Linked DNA regions of Mus musculus: regions 2, 3 and 4 are each linked to region 1. Evidence: chromatin loops called from intact Hi-C (ENCODE). Cell type or tissue: heart. All regions are shown on one strand. Region 1 has its middle 12 kb from the start of Pomp. Region 2 holds the start of Flt3 (FMS-like tyrosine kinase 3). Region 3 overlaps Flt1 (FMS-like tyrosine kinase 1). Region 4 holds the start of Gm35383 (a long non-coding RNA gene).

Region 1 (8,000 bases):
CAGAAAGAAAGAAAAAAAGAAAAAAAGAAAGAAAGAAAGAAAGGAAGGAAGGAAGGAAGGAAGAGAAAGAAAGAAAGAAAGAAAGAAAGAAAGAAAGAAAGAAAGAAAGAAAGAAAGAAAGAAAACACTTGGGAGGCAGAAGAAGGCGGATTTCTGAGTTTCAGGCCAGCCTGGTCTACAGAGTGAGTTCCAGGACAGCCAGGGCTATACAGAGAAACCCTGTCTTGAAAAAAACAAAAGAGTGAGAGGGAGAGGGAGGAGGAGGAGGAGGAGGAAGAAAACCTTAAAGGGCTGAGATGGCTCAGTGGGTAGAGCATCTGCCATGCAAACACAAAAATCTGAGCCCAGTGTCCCAGACCTACACAAAGCCAGACACAGATGCATAGATCTATAATCCCAACACTCCTATTGAGATGGGAGGTGAGGCAGGATTTCTGGAAGCTCATGACCCAGTAAGCTTGGTGTACACAGAGCCAAAAGTGCAAGTCGAGAGTGAACACCTGAGCTTGTCCTCTGACCTCTACATATGCACGTCTGTGTTAACATGAACATGTAGACATTCATACTCCCTGCTCTGGCAGCATACACACCCACACACATATACCGTACATGTATAGGGCATACACACACAGACATATACACACACACACCACACACAAACACATACACCATGTGCACACATCATACTCCCTCATACATACACTATACACAACACACACACACACACACACTGCAGAACCGCAGACATATACCTAAAACACACCATACATTCACACAAACACATAACTCGCCATATGCAGCACACGGCATAGGCACATGCGATACATGTACTTGAGTGCATGCACACACACACACTCACTCATGCACGCACGCACTAGGAGCCTGGGCTGTTGTTGCTCAGTGATAAAATGCTCCCTGGCTTTGGCTCCTCCCCCCTCCCCCGGATATTCTTGAAAGATGTATTAATCTCATTCATCGCTGCTACATTTCCCTCTTGGTCACTATAAGAAATCCTAAATCAAATTCATCATGGGAAGACAACATGCTGAAGGAGTAGTCTGTGTGGTAGCCAGGTCCTATGATGAAGATGTGGTAGCTTAGAAACTGTGCCCTCTGCCTTGGAATGGCCCCACAGTCGAATAGATTCCTCAAAATACAAAGCTCTCTTTTTCTGCACACCTCCCAGTACCCGGTTGATGTAGCCCAACCATCAGAGTGTCACCTGCTTTTAAAATAATGGCCGTGATCACACCAAGCAGGACAGACCTCTCAGCAAGCACCCAGCAGTCATTGTCACCATGAGGAGGGTGGCTGCACTTTTTCCTCCTTCCACGGTCTCTGGAGTTAAAGTGGGGGTCAACCTGAGGTGATTTTACACAGGAGGGTTATTCAGTATTACTACAACAAATGCCTTGCTCCCCCGCCCTGACCATGGAAGGACATCATTCACAGGGCAGGGTGGGAAAATCAGAGAAGAAGTCCTTTCTGCTCCTTTCTGCTCCGATCCCTGTACTTCAGAACTGCTGACCTCAAAAGGGTTTCCAAGAAGAAACAGGGCTTATTTTTCTTTTAGAAGCAGCCTGATTTCCTTGTATGCTTAGATGCACACGAGGAGAAGAAGAGGAAAAAAAAAAAAAAGAGTCGCTCACAGTTCTATATTTAGTTTGTAGAAACAAAGCGAAGAGTCAGAGAACCTGTCAGGGGCATCCCAGATATAGCTTTATCTAGATAACGTGCATATTAAAAGAACCTCAAGTTCTATTTCTGGGCTGCAGTTGTGAAGTTGGAGCAGCAGCTGCCTCCTCACTCATAAATTGGCAGATCAGGATGTGACCGGTCACAAAGAACCTTCCCACAGAGATATCACCAAGTGTCCCCTCATTTAGAATCCGCCCGGCCTTGGGCCAATGTTCCAAAGAAAGGGTGAAATCAGCATTGAATGGAAATTCATAGACTCAGGCTAGGTGAGAATGCTATCTGTGTTGAGGATTTAACTGAAGTGCTCTGGAAAGCAAATTAAAGCCTATGTATGGAACGTGGGATACAGTTTAAAAATAAAAGAACAACTTGAAAATATTCTCTTTCCTGATCCAAAGCCAAGTTTGTCTCCAGAGGGGGAAAAAAAAACTCTACTAGTTGATCTGATACAATTGATCCACTTAAAGGATTTGATCCTTAAAGGGTTTGTTTTTCCTGAATCTTCTCTTTATAAAGCGGGGGGGGGGGGGGGGGGTGTCTCCTGCCCTCTGACACTGTTTTGAGACAGGTCTCACTATGTAACCCTGGCTGGCCTGGAACTCCCCATGTAGAGCAGGTTGGCCTTGAATTCCCCAAGATCTGCCTGCCTCTGCCTCTCAGCAGGGCTCATATAAAAGCCAGATCATGGTGAGTGGGTGCACTGAGAGAAGCAGTTCAGTCATTGAGAAATGCAGCAAGCATGCAGCTGCAGACTTCTCAGAGTTGAGCTGAGTAAGCACTATGCAGGGAAAAAAAAATCTGAGGGAGTCCCCCTTCTCCATCATTTTGGATAAGGTGTGCTCATGCTAAAGGCACCAATCATGTGCTACCTTCTACGCGTTCAGGATAGCACGTTTCCCAGCTCTGTGAACCCAAGGTGTGGGAAACCTTTGCCTTGGTGGGAGTAGGTCAGTAGAAACTTCTGGACTCCTTCAATAACCCTCAGAATCCCTTAAAGTGAAAGTACTTGTTATTTGCCATTAGCAAATAAAACAAACAGCATTCTGTTTGATCTCTGGGAAGCCCTTTCTTGTTAAGGTAACAGTCGGTCTGACTTTCATGTTTCAGTATTCATTGTCGGTTTAATTATTTTTTAAAAGTTTTGTTTTAAACTATTAAAGTTTTTCAGCGCTTCAGATAAACATGGTTGGCTTTGTTAAAGATTAAAAATAAATTTCCCACAAAGCAGCAAAATGTGGCAAAGATAATATACCTCATGGGGTCGGCCTGTTCCCAAACACGATTCTCAGGGGGCCCCTCTGGACAACAGCCTCGTCATTCGTGTTCTGAGAAGTTCTGGAAGCCCCCCAACTCTAACCCACCCAACCTATCCCGGAACTAGCAAAGTATTGGGCGGGGGGGGGGGGGGGTCACCACCAAAGAGGAGAATCTCAGGGAGGCATGTTTTATCTGTTCTTAGGCTGTCAATCTTTTCCAAGATACACTGATGCTAACCTTGTAATGGCTTCTTTCAAACAGAGAGCAGTCTGGGAGAACTGATAGAACCAACACACCTCTGCACAGAGCTGCTGTCAAAGGACTCCTCTTAATTCCGTTTGAGAACAATCTAGAAGATCACTTTGAAAAACGTCATTCAGGCTACTTGAGCTTTGGTTGAAATCTTTTCCAACTAAGACTTCCATTTTGAAAAAAATTAAGAGACTGGGATCTGGAGAGAGCCTCAGAGGCTAAGAGCACTTGCACTGTGGCAGAGGACCTGGGTTAGGTTCCCAGCACTCACTCACGGGGCAAGCTGACAACTCTTTGTAACTCTCGTTCCAGGGGACACAATGCCCTCTTGTGGCCTCTACGGGCATCAGGCTTAATACCGTGCACATACATGCCTGTGAGCAAACACTCATACTCATAAAGTAACATTTAAAAATCTAAAAAATAAAATTAGTGACAGATGGGCTTCCATCAGTGACTCATTTTCCAGGCTCACTACCCAGCATCTGAGAACATCGTTTCCATAGTCTTCTTTCTTCCTGTCCCAGTACAGTGCCTCTAGTTTCTAGAGTGGATTGGAGTCCCTGTCTCTAGGGTGTTTGGGATTAGAGGGAATGTTCGTGCAGTTCTCAAAGACGACGGTAGGTGGCGATAAAAAGACGCGGCTCTGGGCTGGCGCTCTTTTCTGAATGTCCTAAATCAAGTGCTCACAAAATGTAAAGAGCACTGATATGATGGAGGGACAGACTGAAAACTCAGCTCGCGAGGTCTGTTCCTTCCCTATGTCCCTAGGACCCGGCTTTCCACTTTCAAATGAAAAACAGCTCTTCCCCCCCAACTGAGAATTCCACTGCATTGAAAGAAATGAATGGAACCATTGCAAAGGATTTTTAGCACCTCAATGCCGGTGAAGTCACAACGCAAATGGCCAGTGCTGTTCGCTGATACAAACCAAAGTTGTATACATGTGAGGAATTCAATAGTGTATAAACCATTTAGAACTTCCAAGAGTTCACTTACAGATCCAGTCCTAGTCTCAAATTCCTGGAAGGAAATATTGTCCAAAGGGAATACGGAGATAAAGTTTCTAAGGTTTTGCTCTAAGGGAACAGTTAGTCCAGGGGATTACCCCAAGATATAAAACGGAGCCCCTATGGTGGAGCTTAGCTCGGGCGCACATGATTGGCCGTCAGAAAGGAATGGAGTTTGGATTTGCTGGATGGAACAAAGGGAGTTTATTCCTTATTCTTTCCCAGGACCCCAAATTGACAATTGGTCAGCTAAATGAAATTGTTGGAGAAGGTTATGGGAATAAGAAAAGAGAGAGAGAGAGAGATTTGGAGATTTAGAGAGTTACTTGTCTGAGCATATTGTTGTTCTGGCTCTGAGCCAGCGAACGGTCAGTGGAAAGCAGACGAGGGGAGTTAATTCAAGGCTGAGCCTTCACATAAACTGGAATTGTGTAATCTTGGAGTTAGAGATCATGTGTCCTGACTGCTCTCCAAAAGCAAAAGTCCCCAGAACATGTCTGGAGGCAGGGCTGAAAGTCCCCAGAACATCTATGGAGGCGGGATTCTGGGACATTCAAAACAGAGACACAGACATCGTTCCAGAAAAGCTCACTCCAGCATTCCTTACACCAACAAAGACCCTGGGGTGCATGGACGTATATGTGGAGTTCCAGGAATTCAGCACAAGATCTGTAAATGTTTGTCTTTTCATTTGGACAATGATTTTTAACATGAATACCCCTCCCCCAGTTTTCGAGCAGTTTTGGGTATTAAGTGTAACCAAACAAAACAAAACAAAAAATTTTTTGAGACAAGTTTTCACTTTGTAGCCCAGGCTGGTCTCAAACTCACAACCCACCCCCTGCTCCACCTTCAAGTGTTGAGACTACAGGTGCATGCTGCCACGCCTAGGGTGGGGTCCCTCTTTTGAGCATCAAGGTGGCACATTTGTCACAGTTGGTAAGAAAGCACAGGAGAGTGAGCTCGTACTAACGGGCTTCAGGGAAGGCCGGAAGATGGCTCAGTTAGTAACGTGCTTACCATACAGGCCTGAGGAATTGGGTGGTCTCTCAGAACCTATGTAGATAAGAAACCCACACATAGCAGTGTGCATCTGTAGTCCCAGCACAGGGGAAGCAGAGATGGAGATCTGTGGATCCGTGAGTGAGGCCAGCCTAGGACAATCAATAAGCTCCAGGTTCAGTGAGAGACCTGGTCTCAAAAACTAGGATGGAAGCCGGGCAGTGGTGGCACATGGCTTTAATCCCAGCACTCGGGAGGCAGACACAGAGATGGATCTGTGTGTGTTCAAGGCCAGGCCTGGTCTACAGAGAGTTCCAGGACAGTCAGGACTACACAGAGAAGCCCTGTCTCAAAAGAAAAAAAAAATCAAACCAAAAATCTAAGACAGAAAGTGATCAAGGAAGATATTCCATGTCAGCCTATGGCTTCCTCATATATGAACACCTATGAGCACACATATACATGCATAAAAGCATACATATATGCACACAAACACACAGATACACACACACACACACACACACACACACACACACACAAAGGGCCTAGGAAGATCTATGTGAGCTCACTGGAGTCAGCCTGTGCCCAACCATTGCTCCCTAGAAGGGGATCTTCTAGGCAGGACAGAGTGGAGGGCAGGGACTTATCGGAGGGAGACAGACAGACGTCCAACAAGGAGGTTATTCTCCTCTCGGCCTAAGGGATAGTTCTGTTTAAAGAATGGAGGTCCAGGGTACCTGCCCAAACTGAATGAGTGAGTGGTGGGGTCAGATGGGCTTGAGTGCTCATTCCAGAAATGGGTTCTCTCTCTCTCTCTCTCTCTCTCTCTCTCTCTCTCTCTCTCTCTTTTTACATCAGCTCAAAGAGTGTTCCTGGATTCTCAGTTCACCTTTATTTTCCATCTGAAGCCGTCCTCATGGCTGTATCACGGCCCTCATGTGAAATTTTGGTAGGCAGAGTTTAGAGACCTAATAAATCCCATAGAACAAGGCATGGCTGTTGCATGATCCTATACTTGTAATTAAGCCGTCACCCTAAATAACAGAGTGCATTGCACACTCTCGGGGTTCCTGATTCTCACACAAGTTTCTGCTTGGCTTGTTACACAAAACAAAACAAAACAAAACATAACAACAAAAAAGGAAACGTTTTGTTAAGAACATAGCATTCCATCCCCCGATATTGGGATACTCTATGCCTTTTTTCTTTTCTTTTTTTTTTTTTTTAAGGTTTGGGATTTGAATAATTGAGGGACCTGTTGGCAGGGTGCCCCTCCATTTTGTAGCAACCTAACCATCTATTCGGTAAGAAAGGACTAGGTAAGTTCTGATTCCATTATGAAATATGCAGAAATTAACCCCTGACGTGTAAAAACTCTGTGGCAACCAGGAAGTGTCTGGGCTATAATTAGTGTTGCTTGAACACAGAAGGACAGCATACACTCTGGATCCGCCCATGCCACTTAAGGCATTAGATGTGTCTCAAACAAGTTCCAGCCAATCACCCTAAGTGTGGCCACCCACACTTCCTTCTCCTCCTTCTTCAGTCTTCAGACTGTGGGAATTGATGTGAGTACCCCAGCTCTGTTGACCCAGAGCAGTATAATGTGAGCTTTGCACTGTGTGTCCAGAATTCCTTGGAGGAAATCACTCAATAAATATACTCGGATGACAGCCTCCTCTTCCCTGTCTCACTAGCCTGGAATTCTAATAGTGTCTATGCTTCCCGAAAAGCATCGTGACACGTCTGTTTCTGGGAAAACACAAGGAGACGCTGACTCAGGGGTATAGATTATTCCAACTTCCCCCCATATAGATAACATGTTTGTGCAGAGATGGGTCGGCACTCACAGGAGGTGTGGGAGGATGGTGACAGTGCTTGGTACCCTAAACTGCCCAAAATGTCGTATTCATCTTTTTACAATGTTTGTGTTTGATATTTTAAGGAGCAACACAAAACATCTGTGCTCCCAAAGTCAAATTCTCAGAAAGATCCAAACAGAAATGAGAAATAGTGCTGTCGGAGGGGTGGCAAGACGACTCAGTAGGTTAAGACACTGTATGATCCTTTGAGGCTCTGAGCTTGGTTCCTGAAACCCTCGAAAAGTCAGATGTGTCTACCATCCTAGGATTCTATTGAAAGATAGAAGGTAGAGACAGAATGGATGTGAGTTTCCAATTATCCTGGGTTCGTCAGACAGTGAAAATACAGAGACCCTGTCTCAATAAGATGAAAAGGGTAAAACCATTCTAGAAAGTTGTTCTCTGACCTCACACAAAAACTTCAAGCACATGTTTCACACATACACACACACAAACTACACAAATGCTAATAACAAATAAAAATCTTAGATGTAGCTTTTGGAAAGATAAGAAGTCCCTAGAATGGTCATTGACATGAAGAGAAGAAAGAGTAGGGACCTTGAAGTTCCTGGGTGACAATGGGGTGTGTGACCTTGCAGAGCCCAGAAAACAGGCCAGAGCACATGCAAAGAAATCTATGGAAATCCAAAGTCTGCAGTTTTTAGTGCCCTGGAGCGAAATAAAAAGATGTTTTTGAGAAGAATCGTTAAACACAACACAGTCTACATTCCTTCTCGGTTCCTGTCAACCCTCCTGATTCCTTCACACATGGATAAGATCATTTTGGCTTTCAAAATGCTGGTTTACAGTTTCTATGCTACGAGATTCTTAGGCTCACTGGTGAGTTTTCTCTCTCAAACCTATTTTTAATTGGAAGAGGCAAGTTTAGTTATCTTGTTTCCAGGAACATTCTAGCAGG
Region 2 (8,000 bases), 440 kb after region 1:
TAAGGTAATCTGCTAAGCAGCACTCCATAGCTTGTGTCATCAATCTATATACTCACAAATTAAGGAAGACACGTATGGAGCTTTAGCCAAAACTGGAAACCATTATAGTCTATGAAGGGAGGGAGGGAACAGGGAATGGTGGCCAATGCCTATAATTCCAGCATTCAAGAGTCTGAGGCAGGAGGGTTGCTGCAAGTTCAAAGTCAGCTTGGGCTATGTAGCAAAACCTTGTCTCAAAACAAAACTCAAAACACCCATTGCAGTTTGGCTCACGTGCTACAGAGGCCTGGTCCCCAGGTAATGGTGCTATTGGGAGGTGGCAGGGCCTTTAGAAGGTAGAAGAAAGTCACTGGGCATTGATTGAAGCAGAGAAAGTCTTCAGTGAACAGAATGGTTTTTTGATGTCAGTCATAAATTCAGCGATGTGATCTGGTGTGTCATATACACTATGCATATTACATGATCTATGTATTAAGGGTTAATATATAAAATATTAAATATAGTATCATAAATGTTTACATGCATATACATATATAATTTCTGAATGAAATTGTTATGTTTGCTATAAATGCTACAATTGTTAGGATCAGGGAGGAGGAGGAGCTAAGAGCAATGGTGGAAAAAAAAACAGCCCTCTGAAGCTCACTGCAGCCTGGTTTTGTTCAGAGGTGGCAAGTCGCTGCTCAACAGTGGAATCTTTGCCATGTATGGACAATGGTTGTAAGTATTCTTTCTTTCTTTCCCATGACTTGAAATGTGTGCTGCCTCAGTTTCTCCCAATTCCCCTTTCAAATCAAAGTGCCCTGTGAAATCAATCTGCCTTGCTTCACTTACCTTACTTCCTCTCTCACTGTGAGTCTGACTCCTCCGATGAGTCCCATGGGGCATCCCAAAGTAGTCACCCTCTGTCAAATCACATTCTCCCCTCTCCTTCCTGTAAACATCTCCCGGAGTTCACCTTCCAGGCTAATCACACAGATCTAATGAAACTTGAATTAAGATACAGGCAGTGCACAGGTCATCTCAGAGAGGACGCTCGCCAGGCCCAGGGTGGAAATGGATGGGCCGATGTGATGCAGGAGCGGTCTACAGCAAGGGCAGCTGAGTTCTTTGAGGGTAGAGGGTGGGGACGGTGTACTGTACAGCATCATGATAGGATCTGGAGCAGACAGGTGCTGAGAAATGGAGCCAGTAGATGGGGTAGCAACATGCCAAGTCAGGAAAGGAAAAGATGTATAAAAGGAGTTTAAAGGGGAGGTTTGACCATAAAGTTATATCATGTCCCAGATTTTAAATAATAATAATAATGATGATGATAATAATAGTAATAATAATACTAATCTAACATACAAACTGGAGAGGTGGCCTCATGGTTACAAGGGAGAATTTCTCTTGCAATAGACCTGAATCTGGTTCCCAGACTACCTGTAACTCTGTCTCCATGGGACCCAGTGCCCTCTTATGGTCTCCTCAGAAACTGGCACTCATATGGGTACATACCTATATACCTGCACACACACATGCACATAAACACACGCACACACACACATGCACACACACACACACACACGCACACACACAGACGCACATGCACACACACACACACACACACGCGTGCGCGCGCACACACACACACGCACACGCACACACACACACACACACGCACACGCACATGCGCACACACACACACACACACACACGCACATGCACACACACACACACGCACACACACACACACACGCGCACACACACACACACACGCACACACACACACACACACGCGCGCGCACACACACACACACGCACATGCACACACACTTAAAAATAAGACCTTTAAGAAATACATAGCGCTTGGAACTTGCCTCAGCAGCACATATACTAAAGTCACATCTGTACAGGAAGATTAGCACTGCCCGTGTACAATCACAGTGTGAAAAATCCCAAGATGTGTTTCTTTGCAAGGAGCTGTGTGTGTGTGTGTTCCCACGAGTGCAGGTACGTTTAGGCGTGTAGGTGCATGAGCTGCTGTGTTGAGGCCAGAGGTCAGCGTCGAGTGTCGCTCCTCAGGTGCCATCCACCTTTTGCTGTTGTTGTTGTTATGGGGGATTTTGTTTGGTTTTAAAAAAATATTTATATTTATGTATATGTGTCTATCTGTCTCCCTCTCTTTCTGTGTGTGTGTGTATGTGTGTTTATGTACATACATGTGTGATGGTGCCTGGTGCCAGTGGAGGCCAGAAGTGGATCAGATCCCCTAGATGTGGCTCTGGGAACCACGCTTCTCTGTCTGTCATCTGTCTGTCTCAGTCAGGATTACTATTGCTGTGATGAAACACTGTGACCAAAGCAACCTAGGCAGGAAAGGGTTCAGTCTCCCACCATTCATCATCAGAAGCAGTGAGTGCAGGAACTCAAGCAGGGCAGGAACCTGGAGGCAGGAGCTGATGCAAAGGCCATGGAGGGATGCTGCTTACTGGCTTGCTCCCCATGGCTTGCTCAGCCTGCTCTCTTATAGAACCCAAGACTACCAGCCCAGGGATGGCACCACCCACAAGGGGCTGAGCCTTTCCACATTGATCACTAATTAAGAAAATGCCCTACAGCCAGATCTTATGGAAACATTTTCTTCAATAGAGGCTTCTTCCTCTCTGATGATTCTAGTTTGTGGTCAAGTTGACACACAAAACTAGCTGGCACTCTGTCTATCTGTCTGTCTGTCTATTAAAATATGATCAAATGTAACCCAACCTAGCTTTCAGCTTGCTGTGTAGCTGAGAGTGACCTGGAATTTCTGATCCCCTTGCTTCTGCCTCCTAGGTGCTGGTACAAGCATATACCACCACCCTGGTACAAGCATATACCACCACCCTGGTACAAGCGTATACCACCACCCTGGTACAAGCGTATACCACCACCCTGGTACAAGCGTATACCACCACCCTGGTACAAGCGTATACCACCACCCTGGTACAAGCGTATACCACCACCCTGGTACAAGCGTATACCACCACCCTGGTACAAGCGTATACCACCACCCTGGTACAAGCGTATACCACCACCCTGGTACAAGCGTATATATACCACCACCCTGGTACAAGCGTATACCACCACCCTGGTACAAGCGTATACCACCACCCTGGTACAAGCGTATATATACCACCACCCTGGTACAAGCGTATACCACCACCCTGGTACAAGCGTATACCACCACCCTGGTACAAGCGTATACCACCACCCTGGTACAAGCGTATACCACCACCCTGGTACAAGCGTATACCACCACCCTGGTACAAGCGTATACCACCACCCTGGTACAAGCGTATACCACCACCCTGGTACAAGCGTATACCACCACCCTGGTACAAGCATATACCACCACCCCCTGTTTGTGTGGTTCTGGGCTTAATAAGCCCAGCTTTACCAATTGAATTATATCCCCAGCCCAGTATTCTTTTTTTTTCTTCCATTCTGTGGATTACCTTTATTTTTTTATTTTACTTTCTTTTTAAAAAGCATTTATTTGGTGTGTGTGTGTATGTGTGTGTGTGTGTGTGTGTATGTGTGGTACACATATAGAGTGCATACATAGGTGTATATGGATATATACTCCCGTGCCTCTCACTGAGCCCAGGGCTAGGATGGTGACCATCAAGCCCCAGCAACCCTACTGTCTCTATACCTCCTGTCCCTATACAGCATTGAGGGTATAAACACTCTTGCACACTATCGCCTTGCCTGACTTTACATGTGGGTGCTGAGGACTTGAACTCAGGTCCCCAGGCTTATGCACCAACCACTCTTAACCCACTGTGCTACTTCCCTATCTCTCATCTTGTTTTTTTGAGTCAGGATCTCTCACTGGCAGGGGCCTCACCCAGGAGGCCAGGCTGGCATTCCATGAGGGCCCTGTGGGGAATCTTAATTTCAGCCTTCTCAGCTCTGGGATTACAAGTATTCTGGCTGGAGAGATGGCTCAGCAGTTAAGAGCACCTACTACTCTTCCAGAGGTCATGAGTTCAAATCCCAGCAACCACATGATGGCTCACAACCATCTGTAGTGGGGATCCGATGCCCTCTCCTGGTGTGTCTGAAGACAGCAATATTGTACTCATATGCATAAAATAAATAAAATCTTAAATAAACAACAACAACAACAAAACAAGTATTCAACACCATGCCTGGTTTTTTTCACATTGGTTCCAGGGACTGAATGGAGACATGCCACCCCCCCCCCCTCTTTTTTTTTGTTTTTTGTTTGTTTTTCGAGACAGGGTTTCTCTGTGTAGCTCTGGCTGTCCTGGAACTCACTCTGTAGACCAGGCTGTCCTTGAACTCAGAAATCCACCTGCCTCTGACTCCCAGGTGCTGGGATTAAAGGCATGTGCCACCACTGCCCAGCGACATGGCTCCTTTTTAAAGAACACTTACTGCTTCTTGGCTCAGGTTAAGTTCCAACTGCCTATAACTCCAGTTCCAAGAGATCCAGTGCCCCCTTCTGGCCTCCGAGGGTAGATCCCGATTCAATAACAAATGGGAGTTTGTAACTTCGGGCTTTTTCTCCCACACCACTTTGTTCCCTGTAATAACGACTCTGAGGGTAATTATTAATACATACTTAGGCCATAAGCTTTGGCTTGTTCTCCAACTAGCTCATAACCCAATTATCTCTCTTATTCTATATTAGTTCAGCTATGTGGCTGCTTTCCGGGCAAATCTCCTGTGGCTAACTCTTTCCCAGAATTCTCTCTTTTTCTCCCAGATGTCCCACCTCCTATTTCCTGCTCCAGCTCATTGGCCACTGACTTCTTTATTCATAGTGATGCTTATAAGAGATTCTATCGGAGCTGGGGGTGTAGCTCAGTAGTAAGAGTGCTCTGGGTTCTGGGGTCCTCATGGTTGTATGGCAAGCTCTTTACTGACTCAGCCATCTCCCTACTTCCACTTTCCTTTTTTTTTTTTTTTTTTTTTTTTTGGTTTTTCGAGACAGGGTTTCTCTGCATAGCTTTCGCTGTCCTGGAGCTCACTTTGTAGACCAGGCTGGCCTTGAACTCAGAAATCCGCCTGCCTCTGCCTCCCCAGTGCTGGGATTAAAGGTGTGCGCCACCACGCCCGGCCCTTTTTTTTAAGATAGGGTCTTGCTATGTAGCCCAGGCTGACTAATGCTCTACCTGCCTCCGCCTCATGGCATTATGGGTGTATAGCAACAAACCCAGCTCTAGAAATTTTTTTAAGTCAATTATTGTAATTGCAAATGTACCAGGACTGGAAGATCTTAGCGTTGGTGTCTTCTCTTTCCATTTTATTAAAGGGGAAAGCCTAAAAGCAAACTAAGCAAACAAAAACCTGGTTTGAAGAAGTGATCTCCCAAGTGAAGGCTGGCCTCTGAGAACTGTCCTGGGATGGGCTGGACCTAAGCTTTGTCTTCTGGTTCCAGATGAATAACCGATAACCACAGATACACATCTCAGCAGCCTGAGCACCACATGTCTCGGAGAGTGAACTCTCCACACCTGGAAGGTTTTGGGTCTGTGTTTCTTTTTCTTTCCCTTTTTCTTTTTCTTCTTCTTTTTCTTTTACTTTTTTTCTTGCTGATGATATAACCCCGGGCCTTGCAAGAGCTAAGCTAGCAATCTACCGGTGAGCTACATCTCTAGCCCCACAAAGCTATCAGATGATTAAAAAAAAAAAAAGATCCATGAATAGGCTGGAGAGGTAGCTGTGTGGGAATTGCCCTCCCTATTAAAGATGAAATGTGCTGCTTTACATATGTATATTTCTCCGTCTGGCCGCTGATCAGTGGACAGTCTCACTGTGGTGTGCAGGAATGTTGGAATGTTTCTTCATGCTCCTGTTGCAATTCCAGAAGTGGAATCCATGCGTCGGGCACCTGACCTTAAAATGCCTAAAGCACCAAGCCCATGTCATTTTCCACAGTGGCTGCCCGGAGGACGTCACTTTGAAGTTTCCCCTAGCGGGAAGGCTGATAGTGCTGTGGACTGAGTGGAGGAGAAACAGTGTTGTTAGTGTGCTTGTATGCTCTCAGGGGTCATGCCTGAAGAGAAAAACGATGAAAAGAATGAGGAGCGGAGGACTGCTGTGATGGAGCGATATTACTGACGTCATTATGGGGAGAGAACTAGGACACAGAGGACAAATGGCTCAGGAGGGTTCCTTCATGGGGAAGCCAGGGCTGCTATCCTGTGCTTTCAATATTCAGCTTGATGCACGGGAAATAATTGTTACCTAGAGACACTATGAGACTAAAAGCCAGAACTAGGAGGTGACAACTCCAAACATCCTTTGAGGTGCACGGTCTAATTTGTTTGGGTGTCTGTTTAACCTCTCTAATTTATTGACCTTGAAACCGCGTCTGCTTTTCTGGGTCGGAGGTGGATGGGAATCTTGGACATCCTATAAGAAAGGACAGGGAGACAAAGAAAATCAGTCCACAATGCAGATCTACCAGATGTGGAATAAAACTCACGGGGTTACCAGTGTATGGCACCGATTCAGTGCCCATCACGGGACATCAAAGATCCCCGCGCATGAAGAAGGAGGTCTGTGTGTCACCACTCTTCTCACCCTTAGGAGTTTAAAGCAGAGGTCCGGGGACTCAACCACGGAGTCCAGGCAACTTCCCCAGCCGAACCGCACCCAGTCTCCCCTGCCGCAGTCCCGGTGCCAGGAGCGCAGGCTGGGGACCACGGCGGGCACGTGGGATCGGCTGCAGCACTGCGCCAGTTCAGCCCGCCTAGCAGCGAGCGGCCGCGGCCTCTGGAGAGAGGTTCCTCCCCCTCTGCTCTGCACCAGTCCGAGGGAATCTGTGGTCAGTGACGCGCATCCTTCAGCGAGCCACCTGCAGCCCGGGGCGCGCCGCTGGGACCGCATCACAGGCTGGGCCGGCGGCCTGGCTACCGCGCGCTCCGGAGGCCATGCGGGCGTTGGCGCAGCGCAGCGACCGGCGGCTGCTGCTGCTTGGTAAGGCCCCTCACCCCCTCTGCACCCCGGCCGAGCGCGCATCACTCCCTCATACCCACCGCGCGCTCCCCTCGCCGCCGCATCACTCCCCTCTTTCACGTCCCCCCTTTCAAGCGGTGAACTTGGCTTTGGTTTGCCCACCCCTGCCCTCACCCTCCTCCGCAGCGCTCCTCTGCAGCTCAGTCCCCAGGCCACCGCGCCTGGGCTTGGGCTTGGATGCTCCGTCAGCCTCTGAGAGTCTTCTTCAGCAGCGCAGGTGGCCCGAGACTCCCTGACCCGACCTCTGGGTACTATAGATTCTCGAGCCGGTGCGTTCTCACCTCTTTGAGATGTAGGCTGACAGAGCAAACTAATGGGAAAACTGCGAGCATCCTCTGCTAGAGCGGTCATCCCTGCTAACGACCCCCACCTGTACCAATTTTCGCTTCACTCAGTGGCTAGTTACTTTGGAAATACTATGCAAAACAGATTTATAAATTTAAAAACTAGCTACCCTTCCCCTCTCCATACTTTTCTTATTTTAGGATTAAACCCTAGTGACACTTTCAAGGACTCCTAGGACTACTCTCCCAAGTTGCCTGTTCGGGTAGAAGCATAGCTGTGATTGAAAATAGTAACTAACTATAGGGGGGAAAGTCCCCATTCTGCCCAGTTCTAATCGGTCTCGCGTCAGCTTTCTGTTTGGGAAGACAAGGGGGTTGGATTGAGTTGGAGTTGGAGACAGTTCTAGAAGTCGGGGGTGGGGGTGGGGGGAGATCAGGCCCTGCCCTAGTTTTGCAGCCTTCTGAGGCACTCCTGGCTTGGCCTCAGTCTGCCCAGTGGCCTATTTCCCCTTCATTTCCAACATTTAGGATTCTGGCTTGAACCTTCCGTGACAAATAGAGAAAACATTTTGCAACATTAAATGAGCAGAAACGGTTTCCAATTACTTTAAAAAAAAAGATGATAAAATTAAAAAATGTAGGCTATAAAGGAAAAGGATGGGGAGAACGCTGTACCTTTCTTAAGCGAGTTGATGCACA
Region 3 (8,000 bases), 240 kb after region 1:
TAAGTGTACTCAGGATGTTAAAGGCCCTAAATATACATAGCTTTTTCTTTTTTTAAACTTTCAACTCCAAACTATGGCATAGAGCTGTAATAATACAGTATTTGGTCTGTCCATCTTTGTAAACTTTTTTTGTTTGGTTGGTTGGCTGGTTGTTTTTTTTTTTTTTTTTTTAATGCTTTAATCCGTATAGACCAATTTGGATTTAAAGAATTTTTATAAGGATGCCCAAGTTCAGTAAAGATGAGTAAGATATCTATAGATAGTTCTTGAAGCCAAATAATTAGACTTCAAACATACTCATCTCATTTCTTCTCATGGAAACTAGGCTTACATGAATCTATATAGAGTATCCCAGACATAGATGGTAGCTTAGTTAGGAAGGCCTGAATATGTTAATTATACCCTGTCAAAGCACGTGGTATAGCGTGTTAAGCAAGCATGCATGAATATACTTGATTCTTTTATCATTTGATGCATGTGAGTGCTTTGTCTTCATGTACATGTGTGCATTGTGTGCATGCAGTGCTTGCAGAGGGGACCCTGGAACTGAAATCGCAGAGGGTCGTGAGTCACCTTGTAGGTGCTAGGACTTGAGCCCAGGTCGTCTAGAAGACCAGCCAGTAGTTTTAACCATCCAGCCATCTTTCTATTCCAACCCCGACTCCCTGCTTAAATATTTGCCTCAATCCTATGAGCAAGTTTAGTTGTTGAAAATAAGACTCTAGTAAGACCTACAGAGGGGTCAAATGACATCACAGGGATACTAGGCTAGGAAGTGACAGAGCTGAGAATGGGAAACGCTCGCGTCCCTCTCCTGCCCTGGGTCACATAGAGGGCGGGGGTCCTCCCGGCAGCAGAGTGTCTCCACCTCAGGAGCTGAGTCACTCTTGGGAGATTACCTCCTTTCCTAGTTCTTCAGTTTCTGCACTACAAAATAGGACCATTCATGATGGTTGACTAACCTTCCCAGGACCGTCACAGGATGAAGAGGGTCTGTCATGATAAGATCTGAAGTGTTAGCTATTATTAGTATTATTAGTATTGGTTAGTGTGTTTCTCTACTCCAGGGTAACTTTTAGTATCACATAGCTTCCTGGCCTTACTGTGAGTCACCCGGATGGCGTACCAAACCGCAGTATTCCTGTTGGGTTAAGGACTGGCTTGGGATAAGAATGTGTTACAGAACAAATGTCCCAAACCGCAATTTTAATTATTTTCTTTCTTCCTTCTTTTCTTCCTTAACCTGAAATTACTCTCAAAAAGGTATTTCATACATATCACGGTCCTGAAGAGAAGATCCAAACTGATCTATACAGATTCTTCAAACAAACAAAGCCTGTTACAAAAATGGACAGGCCTATTGTACTATTCTAGTAAGCTACATTAAAGGTCAGAGGTCAATTGAATCTCAGGTAGAAGACAGCATTCTGTGTTTAGCTTATGAGAATGGGGTCCGATCTATTCTCGTACCTGTGGATCTTTTTCTCTGGATTTGGGGTAGAAGCACAAAGGGAGCATGTGTCTGCTATTCATTTATTTATTTATTACTTCAAATTAACAACAGAGCAGAGTTTACCAGGCCCCTCTTATTTCGGGTCAGGTAAAGCTTTGTGAGAAGACTCTTCAAAGATGCCAGGCATCTGTCCCAGAGACTGGTTTGCTTTAGGCAGAAAAGGCAAGCTGATGCTTGGAGTGGGCATGACAGAGAAGTTATAAAGCAGAGCAAAACAGAGCTGAACCAGCAGCCCTTGATGCCCAAAAAGTGATAAGGGGAAAAAATAAATGTGAATGTGTGAGTGAGTGAGTGTGTGTGTGTGTGTGTGTGTGTGTGTGTGTGTATTTTATCTACATATATATCTGTGTGCCATGTGTGTATTTGGTGCCCAAGGAGGCCAGAAGAGGGTGTCAGGTCCCCTGGAACTGGAGTCACAGTTGATCCTGAGCTATGGTAGTGGTAATTGAACCTGGGTCCTCCTCAAGAGTTCAACTGTGTGCCTGTCGCCTCGGCACTGGGGGGTGCCACTGGAGCAGCAACAAGCTACTCAGAGGAGGCAGAACACAGTGCGTGATAGGGGTCCCAGCCGATGTTCTCCTGGATGAAAAGCAGCGAGATCTGGGACAGATGCTGTGGTCCTCAATCTCCTGTGTACCCAGATGCCGCTGGGACCGAAAGGAGTTGAGAACTGAGACCCGCAAGTCCGTGCTTCCCCTAAATGCCAGCAGGAAGGGGATGGCAGAGCCCCAGACAAGGCATACTCTGGTTTGGTTCCAAGTGAATGCTGAGCTTCAAATCTCTTTACAGATGGTTGTGAGCCACCATGTGGTTGCTGGGATTTGAACTCAGGATCTTCGGAAGAGCAGTCAGTGCTCTTAATCACTGAGCCATCAAAAAAAAAAAAAAAAAGTGAATGCTGAAAGTATAGAGGGCTAAAAGAGGGAGTGGCTTCTCCAGGAGACTTAGGTGTGCCCCACCCCCACCCCCCACAGAGATCCTTGTGGGGGAAGGAAGCGGTCCTTGCTTGTCCAAATTGCTTTATTCTTTCATGAAGGATGTAAATGCATACACATCTTACTCAGGGTGGACCAGGGATTAAATACCTTTTATAGGAAGGGATGCCCAGGGAGGGGAGCTCATTTGCTACCTCATTAGCATGGAGGACTTCAGGTTTTTATTCTATGTGGCTGGTTTTCAAGGTCCTCTCAGTGGGGTGTCATGGTTCCGTGGTCCAGATTAGGTAGAGCCTGGCTGGGATCTCTTCCACACCTGCGGTTCTCAATGATGAAATTTACCAGGTTGTTTGTTTGTTTGTTTGTTTGTTTTTTGTTTTTCGAGACAGGGTTTCTCTGTGTAGCCCTGCCTGTCCTGGAACTCACTCTGTAGACCAGGCTGGCCTCAAACTCAGAAATCCGCCTGCCTCTGCCTCCCAAGGCGTGCACCACCACTGCCGGCTTTACTGGGGGGTTGTTGAATCTTACCAGTTCTTCTGTCTGGTGGCAACGGTCCACCTGCATTGAGCTGTCTCTCCAGTCCATAAAACTGTATTTAAAAATTCAAGGAGGTTGAGAGAAGTGGCAGGAAGTGAGGGAAGATTCAAATCATACCTGACGGCAGTTTGCATGTAAAAAGAAACTGAGGCTTTTGGTCTATTACACAGCTGCTCACAGGCTCATACAAGAATGTTTTCCCAATTTCTGATGACAGTTACTCTAGTTGTGCTCCCCCCCCCCATTCTTCCCCACCACACCCCACCCCACCCCACCCCACCCCACCCCACAACCCTCTCTGGGCAGGGTAGGTTCTGAAGCTAAAACTCCCTGGTGATTGGCTTCTTGGGAACTCACCTTGTTATGTTCTGTGAGCTGAGCTGATGGCTGTGGCGCCTGAGGCACTGGCAGCCTGCTACCACACAGTGCCACATGCCAGGCCAGTGTGTGGATGCCTAGCTACCGAGAAAACACCTAAACGTTTCTTAGGCTAGTCTTCCCAGCCAAAGCCTGTCCCTGGCTACAGTCCTGCAAAGGCGTGCGGCCAGTTCACTGAGCCAGAACTGCGCACAAAGAACCCACCACCATTGCCACCAGACAAGCTCAAGACATGGCACCACACAGATTCTTGACCCCCCACCCCCTAGGAATTCAGACAACCTGCTAAGTGGTACCCAGAGGGATGACACGAAGCCCGGGGAGAGGCAACTGGCAGGGGAACAGGAACCTATACCAAAAGGCGCCATTATAGGCTTGGCCACATTCTTATCAGCATCCTGAGTGAAACAGACATGCTGGGTCCTTCTGCACATGACCCTGAGCACAACACTCCCTCCTAATAATTGTCAAGTCCCACCCACACTGCCTCTGCCCCTGAGCAGCTGGGCTATTTTGTAGACTGGACTGATCACCTGCCACCAGCCTGTTAAAGCCTGCGGGGTAGGGGTAGGGGCGGCGGTACGGGGGGGGGGGGGGATGTTGCATGGGGAAGTGGCTAGTCAGGCTAGTGTGTATGTAGAGAAAGCACCCAGGGACCAAAGCATGTCCTGACAGCTCTTTTGCAAAGAGCAATAGAAACAAAACTATCGAGTGGAACTCAGATGCCACCGTGTAAAAGACTAAGATTTTTATTTACTAAGCACTACTGAGTGCTGATGTTAAATTGAGCCTGACGTTCTTCTTAACGGTATTCTGTTGAGCCGGTCCCTCAAACGTGTGACTGCATATAAATAGTCCCACCCGAAAGGAATTTTGCTTGAGTAAGGGCTATGGAATTAGACTTCGGGGGCCAGTTTCCTGTCCCGTGGAATGCACTGGGAAAGTTCCCACAGTCAGACAGGGCCACGTGCTTCACGTTCCATGTTGGATTCCTGCACAAGGACCCTACAAGGCCATCAGCATCTGTGACAGTCAAAGGCCACTGCAGCGTACATTCAGAAGGCTCCTGTCATACTACAAAACTTATTGTAGCATGCGTGTACGTGTGTGTGTGTGTGTGTGTGTGTGTGTGTGTGTGTGTACACGCTCGAGTGGGCATAGTAGAAGAAATCCATACTCCCATGAACTTTGGTTTACACTTTTCTCACTCTGGGGGATCTATATTGAGATTAAAGGACAAAAGAAAATATAAGACCTAAGCATTTAAAATTTCAACTTAATTTTTAAAACTGGGAGTGGGGCTGGAGAGGTGGGTTTGTGAAGGAATTTGCTCTGGGTGCTCTGCAGAAGACCCTGTTCAGTTTCCAGCACCCACGTGGTGGCTCACAACCATCTGTAACTCTAGTTCCAGGAGCTCCAAAGCCCTCTTCTGGCGTCCAGAAACACTGCATGCATGTGGCACACACATGTACATACACACTGGCAAAACACCCATGCATGCAAAATAAAAGTAAACCAGTATTTAAAAAAAATTGGCAAACTAGAGCCTTATCGTACAATGTATGAACCTCCACTGAGCTATACATATTTGAATTGTATGCTGACAGTCATGGAGAGCACATGTTGTCACTGAGGCAGGGGAATGACAGGATTGGATCTGTGGCCCTGGAAAGGAGTGAAAGTGGCCTGAGGCAGTCAAAGATGGGCAGATGAGAACGGAAGCGGGTTCTCTAGGCAGCGACAGAGGATGAAGAGGAACGAATTCCTTCACAAACCCTGAAAATAGCCCGGGTAGGACGGTGGACATTGCCTCTCCTAAGTGACTGGTGAACTCCCATAAAGGCTCAGAAGATCCGAGGAAAGGAGGAAGTGGCAGGACCCTTAGATGTGTGGTTGTTAAGGACTCGGATCCCCTGGGTTAAAATCACAGCACCACCGCTCACAGGCCAGAGGATTAATCGTCAACTTCATCATTCAAGAACTGGGGAAAGTCTACTTGACAGTGTTGGCAGGAGTCTTGCTGAGTGTCAGCATGGCTTCTCGTGGCTTTGCAGAGCACATTCTTACTGTGATTCCGTGCAGGTGACTTCACTGACTCCAAATGCCTACAGCATTGCTCCTGCTTTGTCCCATGCTCAGAGTGCCATGATGCTCCGGGCCCCGCCCTGTGCTTCCCATCATACTGACACCAAATACAAAGACATTAACCTTACTTTGTTTCTTTTTTTTCTTTTTTTTTTTTTTTTTTTTTTGGTTTTTTGTTGTTGTTGTTGTTGTTGTTTTGTTTGTTTGTTTTTTGTTTTTTTTCAAGACAGGGTTTCTCTGTACAGCCCTGGCTGTCCTGGAACTCACTTTGTAGACCAGGCTGGCCTCGAACTCAGAAATCCGCCTGCCTCTGCCTCCCAAGTGCTGGGATTAAAGGCGTGAGCCACCACGCCCGGCACCTTAGTTTGTTTCTTAAGATTTATTTATTATTATATCTAAATATACTGTAGCTGTCTTCAGATGCACCAGAAGAGGGTATCAGATCTCATTACGGATGGTTGTGAGCCACCATGTGGTTGCTGGGATTTGAACTCAACACCTTTGGAAGAGCAGTCAGCGCTCTCAACCACTGAGCCATCTTCCAGCCCCGTTTTTTGTTTTTGTTTTGGGGTTTTGTTGTTGTTTTAGAACGGGGTCTCCCATGTAGATATCCCATCACCAAGGATGGCTTTGACGCTCTTGCTTCCACCTCTCAAGGTGATTATAGGCATATGCCACTACAGCCAGTTCATGTTGTCCTGAGGATCAAACCCAGGGCCTCGCGTATGCTAAGCAAGCACTCTACCAACAGGGCTACATTCCCAGCCCAGAAACAATCTTTCTAAATGCTTCCCAGGTCTGCAGAGATGGCCGCAAAGTTGGCAAAGGCTTTGGCCATGCAGACCTGATTGCTTGAATTTTATTTCCTGGGACCCATGTGAAAAGCTGTGATCCCCGCACTCCTAGGGTGAGATGGACGCAGAGACAGGAGACTGACCCAGAAGCTTCTGAGCCAGCTAGAAAGAAATACTCAGCACAGTGACCGAAACAAGAGGGACCTTGCCTACAGAACGAGACAGAAGGAAAGAACCAACTTCCAAAAATGTTAGCCTCTGATCTCCACACCTGCGCTGTGACACATACCCCGCCCGCTCCCTGCCCCCAATAAATAAATACTTTTTAAAATGCTTCCGAGGTGGATGGATTCAATGTCCTCTGGAAGAGGTATTTTTAAATAAGTTTGATTGGCAGGCAGGAAGGCAGAGAAGGACATCATGAGAGCGGGAAGGGCAAAAGGAAAGCCCCAGTCATGAGAGATGCAGCACCTACTGATGCCATAGGAGGATTTAGCTCATCCTGGCGAATTACGACAGGGAATCCCCCAGTGAGATACCCATGTTTGTAACTATGATATTGCTGTCATGTATCCTTAGTGAGGGCCCAGTGTGTGTGTGAACACAGATCCCCCGTCATGTGTAAGAAGAACAAGTCTCATCTGGCCTTGGCCTAACCTCCTTTGTCATTATAGTTGAGTCAAGAAGGCCATGCTCAGGCCCAGTGCTGTGTGTGTGTATGTGTATGTGAGAGTGTGTTTATATGTTTGTGTTTGTGTATGCATGTGAGTGTGTGGGATGTATGTATGTGTGATAGAGCAACTGTGTGTGCATGAGAGAGACAGAGAGACAGACAGACAGAGACACAGAGACTGCCCTGGGTATCCCCCCCTACAGTGCTCAGCTTTTGTGCTATGAGCTGTGGAATCAGCGTGACTGGGTGAGAAGCAGTGCCTCTGGCTGCCAAGGTCAGAGCCCCAGAAGAAGCAGGCAGGCGATCATGAGTTTTATTTTTATTTTTATTTCCATGTCTGCTTTGAAGAATTTTGTGAGTCCCAAAGCGGCCCCTTTTATGTCTTTTCATATTTTTCTTTAGAATTTCCTCTAAAACCCATTAGGTGGACTTAACATTTCACAGATTTAGCACTTTAATGAGCCATCCCTCCCCTAATTTCCTTCCATCTTTATTTTCTCTTCTGATTTTTAATTAATTATTTCTTAGAATACTGGTTACAAAGTCAGCAGAATTTCTGGAAAGTCCTTCCGGGTGCAAGTTCACAGCCTGTCTCAGAAGTCATGTGCTCCCACAGATGCCCAGCTAGAGTGAGCAGAGACCTCACATTGGAGGACTTCTTTTATAGCATCTTTGTGATTTTTCTCTCTCTAGGAACCTCAGACAAGTCAAACCTGGAGCTGATCACGCTCACGTGCACATGCGTGGCTGCGACCCTCTTTTGGCTCCTTCTAACTCTCTTCATCAGAAAACTGAAGCGGGTAAGAAAACAGAAGATATGATCGCCAAGCCACGTGATCCCCCACTGCCCCTGTGAGCCCGTCCATCGTTCAGGTCTCACTGGGGCAGCCATCATGTTGAGTGGGAGGGGGGGTGTCTCACTGGGGCAGTCATGTTGAGTGGGGGAAGTGGGGGGGAGGATGTTCAGCAAAAGTGAATGTGGTAAGAAGAGGCTGCTGCTCTGGTTAGGGGAGGAGGTGAAGGGGTAGTGTGGGTGTCCTCTGGAATTGAAGCCTCCCCTCATAGATCAGAGCAAGCAAGAGTTG
Region 4 (8,000 bases), 190 kb after region 1:
CATTGGCAAGTTGTTTGGAACTTAGCTCTGCAGGTGGGAGCAGACCTTTGGCAGGAGCATGAGGCAGTGTGGTGGGTCTGAATGAGATGAAGCTGGAAGCAGGGTGGGCAGGGAGACAAAGAGCTAGTGAGCCCACTCATTGTACGCTTTGTCCTTGAGATCATGACCCTCTGTGGCTTTCTCACTGTACGGTGGGAGGTGAAGGGTGTTAATTTCTGGCAGAAGAGCCCCATTTGCTCACGAATGTTCTGGGTTAGAACTCAGCAAGCACTCAGCGCCCCCCCCCCACCCCCAGGCCGTGTCCCTGTTTCCACTTCATTACTATCTGCACCCCAGGACTGCATCAGGTCTCCACGGCCAGTGTTTATCATGAGGCTGACCAAAATGGGTCAGCCACTGGTGGGTGGCTGGTGGCCAGTTCTGCAGTTTAGAAGAGGGGCCATGTGAAAGGTAAGAGCTGGGCCCTAAGCACAATGAGCAGGCTTTGGAATATCAGATGGAAAAGGACAGGGATGGAGCAGGGGTGACAGGGGTCTAGTTAGAGAGGGCACGCCTCAAAATCAACACGGCTGGCTCATCAGCTTCGGCTCCAGGAAAAAATGAAAGGCACCATAGGAAAGGCGAGCCTTACTACAAGCTGCAAGTTTGGGGGTAGAGCTGTCAATCACTCCCCCTTGCTCCCCTGGCCAATGCCTGGGAAGTTCTACTGTCGGTTAACCAGAAGTTCTTCATTCCTACAGATGGCCTTTCACAGGCTCCCTACTAGTGCTCATACCTAGCGTGTGTCAGAGGCACTGAGTCCCTGAAAAGGCCTTCTGTGACCAAGCACCAAGGGTGTGAAATTGAATCTGTCTGAGGCCATTGATGGTCCCAGCCCCATCCCTGGACAATGGCAAGTGATCACCTGCCACTGCCTTCTTTATGATCTGCCCTTGGGAGAGTGGAAAAGTTCTTGGCCAAATAGAACTACAATGTGGGTAGAGATGATTTTGAACTAAATCGTCCATCATAGCCGCTAGGAAACATTTGGCTTTAGAATTCCATTTTAATGTTCTTTATAGTAATTAAGCACTGGCTTAGCAGAAGTGGCAAGCTCCTGTATGTCGTAGGCATGCATTATTAAGTTATCACAGCATTTCTAGGGGGGGCAGAGATTTTATCACTGCCAGTTTCCAACTCAAGGTAAGCCTGGGGTTCAAGGACCTTTTTAGGAAACAGTCCTGGCGGATGTGCCGGAGAAAGATGCCATGAGCAGCATCCAGTGCATTGGGATCAGGCGGTTGAAAGCAGTTCACATGTCCGTTTCCAGCATTGTGCTCATGTGAGCTCGTGCTTTCTCCTCCCCCTCTCTCCCTCCCCACTAAAATTAAAATGGTGACCACTCAGGCCTTCACATGAGTAAGTCTGGTCCAAAGCTGGTTTAAGAAGCCCATGTTGTGATATCACAAAAGCCAGTTGTGCAAGGTGTTAGGATGAAATATGGCCTACAGCATAAGAATGTAAGCTCAAGATCGGGCTCTACCACCCGCTGTCATCTCCCAGCTGTGGGTTCTAGACCTCTCGGAGACTGGCCTTCCTCATTTGTGCAATGGAGTCAGCAATGACATGGGGAGGTGGGGGGGTGGGGAAAGGGGAAGATGCATATCACACACTTAGTCCTGTGCCTGCCATGGTACGTGTGCTAAGATTCTGTGATGGAAGGTGCCTAGATCTTCTAGGGTACCCTTTAGGCAACTACGGGGTGGCTCCACTGCCGAAAACCACAGTCCCCAAAGAGGACCCTATGTGGACTGACTGTGAGCCATCTCTTGAGACCGTCCATGCTGGTTGACAAATGTTCTCCCAAGAAGCATGCCAGTGTCTTTGAATAGGTCTCTGAAAACTTTTCCCAAAATATAAGACCAGAAATATCATACAGCCTCAGTTACTTGGGAGGTCAGTGGAGTTACAGCCACCTGCGTCTACTGTATCCAGTCCTTCTTCAGCCATAAAAGGTTCAGACGCCTGCCCTGTGTAACCTCTGGTAGCTTACAGCTCTTGGTGGTTTGCTGGTGCATTCTCCATTGTATTCTAGTATTTTTTTTTTCCATAAATTTGACCTGTCTCTTTGATGGACAAAGCCATCCTTCAATAGCAGAACAAAGCAAACCATGTGTTTCTTTCAAAAGACATGGGAAAGGGATGTGCAAGGGAAAAAAAGGGGGTAATTTAAATTAAAGTAGTGCTGGTAACTGTGAGCCACGACTTCTGCCTACCTGTGGGAGATGGAGAAGACCACCACTGGTCCAGCTTCTGTTTTTTCATTAGGCCATAAGATGCCTCTTTCACACGTCAGCATCCCTGTCTGCCTTGAGACTGACCAGGAACATCACTTTGTCAGGCACTGATACAGCCAAGCTGGCTTTATCCAGGTCCCCATCAGATCCGTCGTCACTTATATTTGTCACTGTGAGTGGACGGACACCAATGGTGTGGCACAGTGATTGGTTTAAGAGGTGGTCTGAGGTCATCTGATGGTCACTAGTGCCTGTCTTCTCAGCACATTTGAGGTCAGTGACCTATGGCAGTTTGGCGCCTGATAAGTGTAAGGTCACATTAGGATTGGCCATTCTGTCGGGCTCAGTCTCCACACTTGGCAGCGAGCTGAGCCCAGGTGGGCTCTCTAGCCAATGAGGTCACACTGATTAGTAAGACAATCCCCCTGCTCCCGCGTAGCTATCAGTGCACCAGATGACAAGTAACGTTTCCAGTCTGGTTTTCTGTGCCAGGCACAGTGCTAAGCCACCCATTCAGTAGCCATGTCACAATTCCTCATAGCAAAGGGACCATCTTTAAATTGCTCAAGCCCTTCCTGTTTGCTTTTTAATGCCTATAATAAAGTCACGGTAGCATGGGGTTGGTCCGTTGCTATTTGCAAGGATTCTTTAGCCCTACGCCTGGGTAGACCAGTAGGCCAAAAGTGTTACACCCAGATAATAACCTCAATAAAAACATTGACTTTCTTCATTCATTTTCCTTCTTCGTGAAGGACTATTTGGTCTGCTGAGGAAGGGTGACTTTTATAAAGAGATCTTTAAGGAAATGTTAGGAGTGGCTACCAATAATATCCTTTAATACACTCAGGAAGGACATGCAAGAGGGTGCTCCAATCACTCAGTGAACATCCATTGCCATAGAGTCAGAGGTGGTTCGGATGCAGTACTCGGGAACAAGGCAGCGGCAATAAATGTTTGCAATAGTGAGAGCTCCAGGGGGATTCAAACCAGGCTAAGATCTGAGAAACAGCACTTCTCTCAGGCTCTCTGGGCATAGCACGGTACTCCTCAGTCATGTTTCTGCCACAGTGAAGGCCTCAGGGCTAGTCATTCGGCCATCTCTCTGTGTTGTCCAATGACAGGAGCAGAATTGATTGTGATGTTGTCATCTGTGACCCTAAGACAAAAAAAGCTTGAAATCATTCAAGAAAGCAAAAGGGTCAGAAAGGCCTTGACAATTTTTCTGTGACTGTCATTCCTATACTCACATTCTCAAAGACATCTGCTGCCCAAAAGCCGCCCCCTACATCCTCCCAGCTCCGCCACCCCTGTGCTAAACCATGACCCCATGCCCTACCGTGTAGCACTTAAGCTGTCTTCCTTTCTGCAGGCACCAAACCCAGTGATAATCTGACATGCTCTTCACTGAGTGATTGGAGCACCCTCTTGCATGTCCTTCCTGAGTGAATTAAAGGATATTATTGGTAGCCACTCCTAACATTTCCTTAAAGATCTCTTTATAAAAGTCACCCTTCCTCAGCAGACCAAATAGTCCTTCACTAAGAAGAAAAATGAATGAAGAAAGTCAATGTTTTTATTGAGGTGATTATCTGGGTGTAACACTTTTGGCCTCCCGGTCCACCCAGGTGTAGGGCTGAAGAGTCTTGATCCTAGCCCTGACTCTCAGAGATCCTGGAAAGGCGGGGGATGGGAGCTGTCCAAGCTCATGCTATAAGCCAAGCACAGAGGCTATCATGAAGAAGGGAGGCAGAGGCAGGAAGATAGGCCTGAGTGTGAATGGACATCCAGAGCAGGAAGCCTAGCAAGCCATGCCACTCATGGAAAAAAAGGTCTTATCTAAACAAGGGTGGCCCAGGACTCTGGATCCCCTCCACCATTGTCCAAGGAGTTGACCCAAAGCTTACCTACAGTCTCCAAAACTCTCTTTGCTACCACCCTACCCCCACCCCCACCCCACTGAGACAAGAAGCAATTTTCAGTATGGCCTCCAGGGCGTCACAAGGTCTCTCAATAAGGTCAGCCCACCAGAGTCCCCTTGGCCTGACCCCATGACCACCCTGAAGGGCCAGGCTCTCTTCCTGAGCTAAGGGAGCAGGAACCATTTTGTCTAAACACGCCTTCCAACCCCACGCCTCTCCTGCCAGCATCCTCTCCCCGGATTGTTTCATTTAAGAGGACGTGAGAGGAGGGAAGAGTGTTGGCAGAGTTGGTCAATCTGTTGTTCCTGATGCGCTATCACCAGTGTTTTGACATAACACCCACAGTGAGATGTTTACATCAAGCCCTCCCGCAGGATGGAGGCTTTTCTTCTCCTTTCTGGTTTCTGTTTTGTTTTGTATCGATTTCGCTACCCTTTTTGTGTCCTACCTTGAAATGATTCCGTGTTCTCTGCAGTCGCATCCCTTTTTGTGTCCTACCTTGAAATGATTCCGTGTTCTCTGCAGTCGCATCCCTTTTTGTGTCCTACCTTGAAATGATTCCGTGTTCTCTACGATCTCATCTTGGTTCTTAGGAGCAATGAACTCTCATTAAACACATCAGCACTGTTCGTGCCCATCCTCAGAGTTCACTAGCCAGAACAGAATCAAAGAAACAGGGAGAATATTTGGGTTGGGGGGGGGGCATTATAAAGCTTTCTAGAGTCTTGGTTTTTTTCTTCCTTGATTAAGTTTTAAATATACATTTAATACATTTGGGCAATGATTTAGGCTTAATGTAAGCATTCAGTAGGTGCTGGAGTACTCAGCTCAGTTCTTTAAAGTACTGAAGTTGTGTTAAAAGAGATGCACGTGTGCAGATTCACTCAGTTCTGAGCCTGTACCACATCTTCTCAGAAGAGAAGGCTGCGTCACCAAAAGCTAAAGAACAGATGCAAGTTTTAGATGCGAGGAGCGGACAGGAGGCACAGAGGAAACCTGAAAATCAATGTTGTTCCCACCCAGCACAAAAGGAAGAGCAGGGGTGCTCCGGAGTGCACAGTGTACATCTTGCTTGTGCGTGTTAGAGTCAACAGGGAATAAACTTGCCTTCAGGAACCATAGAATCTGTCCACTCAGAGAGCAGTATATAAGAAGAAATTGCACACACTAAGATGAGCAATGTTTATCAAAACCTGAAGAAAAAAAAAAGGGAGGGGGGCTTAAAAAAAACCCCACAAAACTCCCCAGTGCTGAAATGGTATTAATATAGGATTGTGAAGGCATTCTTGATATACACAAAGAAGCATTGAGGGGCTGACAGAATGGCTCAGCGGATAAGGGGGCTTGCCACGTAGGCCCAACCCCATGAGTTCAACCCCAGAACCCACATGAGGGAAAGGACAGACTGGCAGACTGAGCAGTGTTGCCCCGACCTTCATATGTGCTCTGCTGTCTGTGCACCCATGCAAATTCAAACACACAACAGGAATGAGTAAATTATCTTAACTTCTAAAGAAGGAGCCCCCTCTGGACCCTCCCCCCCCCCCCGCCCCAAAGCACAGTGATGTCTTGGTACGTGACAAACATCTGCGGGTGTCGTAACATGGAAGGGTTAAGTGTGATATTTGGAAATGTGCCTTGAAAGAAAAGCAGATTCTGCCTGCAGAGGCACTGTCTGGATGGGAGCTTTGACTTGCATTGCTATTGGGGGGGGGGCCCAACCTGCCTCCTGTTTGGAGTTATAAAGAGCCAGGGGGAAACAGGGAACAGAGCAACCTCCCCCCCCCAAAAAAAAAGAATCTAAAAGAGAGGTCTCTGTCATCTGCACCAAGAGGTCAGCAGTCCCCACTGTGTGTCAGAAGAAGAACGTTAGAACTGGGACCTTTGAGCAGTCTGAGTTGGAGTTAGGCAGACTGGCATGTTGTATGTAGGGCTCAGCTCCATATGTCGGTACCTAATCGGCTAACTTTTAATTTATTTTAACTGGTCTCTTATCCTAATGAAACATTTCAACCCCAGAGCAGCGGACAGAGATGGCACGGACCCACACTTGCCCCCAGAATGATTTTTTTCCTTTGGTTGGTTATAAATACCTCCATCTCATTGTGCTTGACACGCTGTATGCAAATAGAGGGGGGAGTCCTGGGGCTCATTGGGGGGGGGGGCTCAGAGTACTAGGAGGACAGAGCCGAGCTGATAACACTGGCCTTGTTCAGAATAGTGCATGGGAGCTTTCTTATCTCACTCCGGCAGGAGCTGCCGTGGGCTTCCTGTGGGAAACCAGGGGCAAGCTCTGCCTTCCTCTTGTTGTTCGCCTTCCGCCTCCCTCAAGACTGTTCCCAGCACCGTGGTTATCTTTGTATCTTCAAACATGGCACACTCTACTTCCTCAAGAGCTTGATGTATTCTTAAGACTTAGGCAAGTGCCCCTCCTCCCCGCCCCCACCCCACCCCACCCCCTCCCCCGGCCTCTTTTCAAGTGGTGGAATGGAGGCAGGCCCTCAATGACATTCTATTTTTATGGTTCAGTGACAAAGAGGGAAAAAAATAATAGCCCCTAAATTAGAAAAGAGCCACAGGACCTGTCCTTTTCGTTCGGAGGACCTGGCAAGCAAGCGGAGTCTGTGGTTTCCACCTAGGGCTTGAGCCTTGGTAACTTGGTCCTCACAGACAAGAACAGCAGGGGGTGAAGGGGCTCAGAGACCGGTGGCCCCAAGTGAGCTGAGCTGACTGACTGCATTTCCCTTGCTTTGCTCCAACATGTTTTGGGTTTGGTTTGGTTTGGTTTGGTTTGGTTTTTTGTTTTGCATTTCCTGAAGATGGGGTGTGAGAAGTTTTAAGATCTTTGACAAAGACTCCCCTTGTCCTTCTCAATGCTTCAAGGGACACAAGAAGGCATCTGAAGCCTTCTTGTCCAGTCAGAAGAGAACTTGAGTGGCTGAAGTCACAGCCCTGAGGGCACACACAGATGGCGTGTGCTCCTGGAGGATGCAGCAAGCAGTCCCTAGCAGTTTATGATACCGATGCTGTGTCCTACAACTCAGAACACTGACCATGGAAGCCGAGGGGAGTGACATTTATATGCTCATCCTGGAACTCTAGTATTAAAAGGTTTCTAGTAGAAAAGAAAAATGTCTGACTTTCCTCTTGCCTCTGTTTCTTTATATTAACCAACAAGGGCAAAAATGTTGCCTGGTGATTACAAAACACAGCAGAAATCTCATAAGCAATCTAAGGAAGAATGGCCTTTGTTTGTTGGTTGGTTGGTTTTGTATTTTTGTTTTAAATCTTTTCATTTACCTATAAGTGTTTTAGGTGGTGGTGGTGGTGGTGGGAATTGAACTTAGGTATTTGGAGAGATCTAGCGTATGGCCTAGGTACGGAATTCAATTGTTGAAACTGTCTAGTTATAAAGGCGGCGTGTGATTTAGAAGATGTGGCTGTTCTTTAGGGATCCCCCATTGAAGCATTACATCTAACTATGAGAACTGGGCATCGGTGGGCAGGGGCATGGCTCACTCATGTAACCTGAGCCCAGGGTTCTATCCTTAAGAACATACCACACACACACACACACACACACACACACCACATACACATATGCCACACACACACCACATATACACACACACCATACACACATCACACACATACCATGTACCACACACACACACATACACCACACACACATACCACACATCACACACATACCACACACCACACATTCCCATGCACAGATACACACACACCACATACATACCACACATATACACATACCACACATACACATAAACATATACAACAC

The links. A loop is a pair of places that touch in the nucleus more often than their neighbours do. Peaks named below come from ENCODE experiments on the same cell type or tissue, not always from the same donor. Only the 100,000 strongest peaks of a DNase experiment are listed, where the experiment ranks them.
Region 2: it touches region 1 in a loop (3-fold over the local background); 19 of 42 quality-filtered maps call a loop at or near these places.
Region 3: it touches region 1 in a loop (3-fold over the local background); 3 of 42 quality-filtered maps call a loop at or near these places.
Region 4: a loop joins it to region 1, with 2.5 times the contacts of the local background. A loop is called at or near these places in 2 of 42 quality-filtered maps.

The regions. Positions count from the first base shown.
Region 1 is chr5:147,844,185-147,852,184 of GRCm38, reverse strand. No RefSeq gene overlaps it. Among named protein-coding and RNA genes, the nearest start is that of Pomp, 12 kb to the left of the region's middle. In heart, a CTCF peak has its summit at 3,827; DNase peaks (open chromatin) are centred at 1,794 and 3,814; H3K27ac peaks cover 464 bases.
Region 2 is chr5:147,399,198-147,407,197 of GRCm38, reverse strand. It overlaps Flt3 (FMS-like tyrosine kinase 3), which reads left to right and starts at 6,709. Exons shown (of 24, transcript NM_010229.2): 1 at 6,709-6,978. The coding sequence starts at 6,933. It overlaps Gm26597 (predicted gene, 26597), which reads right to left and starts at 7,644. Exons shown (of 2, transcript NR_165432.1): 1 at 7,299-7,644; 2 at 5,279-6,411. In heart, a CTCF peak has its summit at 4,498 (motif pointing left); no DNase peak of the experiment used is centred here; H3K4me3 peaks cover 1,480 bases; H3K27ac peaks cover 449 bases; H3K27me3 peaks cover 3,343 bases.
Region 3 is chr5:147,603,235-147,611,234 of GRCm38, reverse strand. Flt1 (FMS-like tyrosine kinase 1) reads left to right here. Exons shown (of 30, transcript NM_010228.4): 16 at 7,609-7,715. Among named protein-coding and RNA genes, the nearest start is that of Gm35383, 52 kb to the left of the region's middle. In heart, a CTCF peak has its summit at 4,802 (motif pointing left); no DNase peak of the experiment used is centred here; H3K27ac peaks cover 1,047 bases.
Region 4 is chr5:147,656,522-147,664,521 of GRCm38, reverse strand. All of the region lies in intron 10 of Flt1 (FMS-like tyrosine kinase 1), which reads left to right. It overlaps Gm35383 (a long non-coding RNA gene), which reads right to left and starts at 4,832. Exons shown (of 3, transcript XR_377215.3): 1 at 4,644-4,832; 2 at 3,613-3,714; 3 at 1-3,432. In heart, no CTCF peak of the experiment used is centred here; DNase peaks (open chromatin) are centred at 4,211 and 6,511; H3K4me3 peaks cover 1,087 bases; H3K27ac peaks cover 2,931 bases.